Regions from separate parts of the Homo sapiens genome. Here region 1 is linked to region 2. Evidence: chromatin loops called from intact Hi-C (ENCODE). Cell type or tissue: CD4-positive, alpha-beta T cell. All regions are shown on one strand. Region 1 overlaps SSBP2 (single stranded DNA binding protein 2). Region 2 overlaps SSBP2 (single stranded DNA binding protein 2).

Region 1 (2,500 bases), 190 kb after region 2:
TAAAGTATAATAAAAAAATTATTGCTAAGAAATGGCAACAATTCTCTGAGCCTTCAGTGAGTCAAAATCTTTTTGCTGTTGGAAGGTCTTGCCTTGATATTGATGGCAGCTGACTGATCAGAGTGGTGGTTGCTGAATGCTGGGGTGGCTGTGGCAGTTTCTTAAAATAAGACAACAATGAAGTTTGCCACATTGAATGACTTTTCCTTTCACAAATGATTTCTCAATAGCATACAATACTGTTTGATGGCATTTGACCCACAGTAGAACTTCAAAATTGGAGTCAGTTTTAGTCTTAAACCTTGCCGCTGCTTTATCAACTCAGTTTATGTAATATTCTAAATCTTTTGTAATCGTTTCAGCAGTGTTCATAGCATCTTCACCAGTAGATTCTATCTCAAGAAACCACTCTCTTTGCTCATCCATAAGAAGCAACTCATCTGTCAAGTTTGATATCGTGAGATTGGCAGCAATTCAGTCACATCTTCAGGCTCCACTTGTAATTCTTGTTCTCCCTCTATTTCCACTACATTTGCAGTGACTTCTTCCACTCAAGTCTTGAACCCCTTAAAGTCATCCACAAGGGTTGGAATCAACTACTTCCAAACTCTAGTTTATGTTACTATTTTAATCTCCTCCCGTGAATCACAAATGTTCTTAATAGCATCTAGAATAATGAATTCTTTCCAGAAGGTTTTCTATTTACTTTTTCCAGACCCATCGAAGGATTCACTATTTGTGGCAGTTAAAGCCTTATGAAATATATTTCTTAAATAATAAGTCTTGAAAGTCAAAGTTACGCCATGATCCATGGGCTGCAGAATAGATATTGTGTTTGCAGTCAGGAAAACAACATCAGTCTCCTTGTATATCTTCATCAGAGCTCTTGGGTGACTAGATGCATTGTCAATGAACAGCAGAGGACTTCCGTGTAGCAGGTCTCAACAGTGGGCTTCAAATATTCGGTAAACCATTCTGTGAACAGATGTGCTGTCACCCAGGCTTTGTTGTTCCATTTATAGAACACAGGCAGAGTAGATTTAGTGTAATTCTGAAGGGCCATAGGATTTTCAGAATGGTAAATGAGCATTGGCTTCAGCTTAAAGCCCCCAACTGCATTAGCTGCTAACAAGAGAACCAGCCTAACAAGAGAATCAGCCTTTGAATATTTGAAAGCATGCATTGACTTCTGCTCTTTAGCTATGAAAGTTCTACATGGCATCTTTCAATAGAAGGCTGTTTCATCTACACTGAAAATCTGTTGTTTGGTATAACCACCATAATCAGTGATCTTAGCTAGATCTTCTGGATAACTTGGTGCAGCTTCTACATCAGCACTTACTGCTTCACTGTGCACCGTTTTGTTCTAAAGACAGCTTCCTTCCTTAAACTTCATGAACCAGTTTCTGCCAACATCAGACTTTTTGTCTGCTGCTCTCTTACCACTCAATTGAAGAGACTTAGGGCCTTGCTCTGTATTCGGCTTTGGCTTAAGGAAATGTTGTGGCTGGTTTGATCTTCTATCCACATCACTAAATCTTTCTCTGTATAAACAGTAAGGCTGTTTTGCTTTCTTATCATCTGTGTTTCACTGGAGTAGCACTTTTAATTTCCTTCAAGAACTTTTCCTTTGCATTCACAACTTGACTGTTTGGTACAAGAGGACTAGCTTTCGGCCTATCTTGGCTTTTGACGTGCCTTACTCACTGAGCTTGATCATTTTTAGCTTTTGATTTAGAGTGAGAGATGTGCAACTTTTTCCTTTTACTTGAAACACTTAGGGGCCATTATAGGGTTATTAATTGGCCTAATTTTAATATTATTGTCATTTTTAGCTTTTGTTTTAAAATGGGAGAGTGCAACTTTTTCCTTTTGCATGAACACTTAGAGGCCGTTATAATTTCAATATTGGCCTAATTTCAATATTGTTGTGTCTCAGGGAATAGGGAAGCCTGAGGAGAGGGACAGAGATGGGGAACAGCCAGTAGGTAAAGCACTCAGAACACACCCATCTATGGATTATGTTTGTCTTGTATGGGTGTGGTTCACGGTGTCCTACAATAGTAACATCTGAGATCACTGATAACAGATAATCGTAACAGATATAATGATAAAGTATTACAAGAATTACCAAATGTGACAGACCTGAATGAGCACATGCTGTTGGATAAATGATGAATGGAGACTTGTTCAAGGTATGGTTGCCACAAACCTTGAATTTGTAAAAACAAACAATAACAAAAACAACCACAATATCTGTGAAGTGCAATAAAGTGAGGTATGTCTCTATTCAGTGATGATGGGTTTTTTTAATCCCAGAATAAGCTGTCTCCTGTTTCTCATGATGGTCACTGAAATTTTGAAATGTCTTTCTAGAGTTAAGGATGCCACCTGTGGCCTAGTTGCAGAACAGACAAATTCATATGAGAATTGTCTCAGGTCTCATCAGCATTGTCTTCAGTCCAACTCAAAGCCTCCACCCCCATAAGAAGAAAAATAG
Region 2 (2,500 bases):
GTTCTCATTTATCCCCAGTATTCATTCTAATTCTCTGCCTACATAGATGTTCGTACTAATGTTTTTTTGAATATGTCTGTCTCTTTAAAAAATATATGGTGCTGTTTTATGCACACATATTTTTAATTTATATAAATTATATTGTGCTAAAGATCTTCTGTTTCTTTTTTCATTCAACATGTTAAAATGCCTTTTATGATAGAAAACTTCAAACAGATCCAAATGTAGAGAAAGTATCAACCCACCATGTGTCCATCATCCAGCATCAACAATTATCAGCTCAGAGCTGATCTTGCTTCATATTATTAACCATTCCTCCCCTAGTGCCTCCTCCCCACAACTCCACCTCTGCAAACTGTATTATTTTGAAGCAAATCTGAGACTTTTTAAAACTGTATTTCAGTGCCAAAAACATCAAAAAACCGCTACCCATTTGGATCTCTGTATATCTGTTTCATAACTTGTAACTGCTCTAGGTATGTCAGTGAATGCACTTACCACATCTCTGGCCCTCTGGTGATGGTCACCTAGTTTGTCTGTAATATTCTGCTACCACAGACAACTTTGATTTTCATTTTCATACATGTCCTCTTATGGGCTTTTGGGAGAACTTTGATTTTTCAGAGTGGGATCTCTGGATAATAGGGTATATATACATATACTTCATTTCACTAAGTTTTGCCAACTTGATTTCCAGAATGTCTGTACTAGTGTACATTCTCACTAGGAGTACATAGTAGTTCTCTTTTCCTCCATTTCCACTGGCACTCTGTATTAACTTACATTATATTTTTGCCAATCTTTCATTTGTAAAGTGGTATATTATTTAAATTTTTATTTCTCTGATTATTAGTGAGGTTAGTTATCTCTTCACGTATTTGTTTTCTGTTCTCCTTAAGACCTCCCATTCTTGCTGTTTTATTATGCCTAAAAAACTCTTTCCCCTTATTCACGTGGCTCACTCACTCCATTCAGATCTCTTCTTAAATGTCATGTCCCCAGAGAGTTCTGCTTTATCTTTCATTGTCTTTATCACAACAAAACCTTATATTATGTTATGTATTTATTTATTTTCTCTGCTCAAGTTCCTTGAAGGCAGAGACCTTACCTGTGTTCACACCTGTATCCCTAGCACTTAAAAAGGTAAGTTCTCTATAAATATTTGTTGAATAAATAAACATGAATTGGCTATTTATATCCTTTGTCCATTTTGCCTACTCAATAGGAGCGTCTTGAATATTCTAGACATTAACCTGTGTTGGTTTTAGATGTTGTTATAATTTGTTATTTCTGTCCATCGTAGCTGCGTTTGATAAGGAATCCTTAATTTTCAAGTGGTTAAATCATCACGTCACAACATGTAAATCAACACATTGTGGTTTGTGTTTTTGTGGTCTGAAGAAATGCTCTTCTAACCCGATATTACATATCCCTCTCCATTTTCTATTTGCTTTATAATTTTATATTTTATATTTGGGTCTGTAATTTCTTAGGAGTTTACCTTTGTATAGGCTGTGAGGTGTGGGGGGTGATTTTATTTTTCTTCCTGTAGAATACAAGCAGTTTGCACTTTTCCTGCTGATTGGTAGTACACACTTACTATGTACGAATTATTTCTCATATTTCATTGATCAGTTGTCTATTTGTGTTTAGTATCAATGTTTTTTATACAGTGGCTTTGCACTGTGTTCTAAAGTCTGATAGGGCAAGTCCTCCCCCTTTTAAAAAATTGACTTAGCAACATTCGTAATAGGAACAATCAAGTAGCTAACCTTTAAAAAGAATGCAAAAGATCATTATGGAGTAATTATGAAACTCTATTAAAGGATATGAAAAAAGACATAACTAATAGAAGAGAATTACCATGGGATGACATAATGTTTTAAAGATGCCAGTTCTCCCCAAATTAATTTGTGTATTCAGTGCAACCACAGTAAAAATTTCAGTAAGATTTTTTGCATACCTCAACACACTTACTCTAAAGTTTATTTGGAATTTATTATAAATATATGTTGATTTAAAAAATAAATGTGTGCTTTCATAGTATTATGCTGTGTTTTTTAGTAATTAGTTTTTGCATTCTTATGGATGGGCAGTTGATTGAAAGCAGCAGAGAAGACAGAAGAGAGCAGCAGAGTTAAGTGTTTTGGTTAGAAGTGATAGAAATTGTAGTGGTAGCGCAAGTGGCACCTCAGCAAAGAAGCATAGAAAAGACAGAAGATAGAGAAGTGAGGTTGTTGGATAAATACATAACTCCTTCCTCAACTCTGGGGAAATGAATAGGTAGGAACAGAGGACAAACACTAGTCTATAATATTGTCCCTGTTGCTATGTCTTGGTAATGATATATACCGTGTCTGGTCCAACAGTCTATATGGAGTACTTACTGTCTGGGGCAATAGTATCTATAGGAGGTATTGAGATGTAGCTCAATAATTGATACTTGTGTAAGTAATGATGACTCAGAAATCAGGAAGACCTTTAAATATATTCTTGATGT

Evidence for each region. Hi-C counts contacts between places; a loop is a spot of excess contacts. Peaks named below come from ENCODE experiments on the same cell type or tissue, not always from the same donor. Only the 100,000 strongest peaks of a DNase experiment are listed, where the experiment ranks them.
Region 1: a loop joins it to region 2, with 1.9 times the contacts of the local background. A loop is called at or near these places in 1 of 110 quality-filtered maps.

What each region holds. Positions count from the first base shown.
Region 1 is chr5:81,537,269-81,539,768 of GRCh38, reverse strand. The region is part of intron 4 of SSBP2 (single stranded DNA binding protein 2); the gene reads left to right. Among named protein-coding and RNA genes, the nearest start is that of ACOT12, 140 kb to the right of the region's middle. In CD4-positive, alpha-beta T cell, no CTCF peak of the experiment used is centred here; a DNase peak (open chromatin) is centred at 1,438; H3K27ac peaks cover 1,694 bases.
Region 2 is chr5:81,723,635-81,726,134 of GRCh38, reverse strand. The region is part of intron 1 of SSBP2 (single stranded DNA binding protein 2); the gene reads left to right. Among named protein-coding and RNA genes, the nearest start is that of SSBP2, 26 kb to the left of the region's middle. In CD4-positive, alpha-beta T cell, no CTCF peak of the experiment used is centred here; no DNase peak of the experiment used is centred here.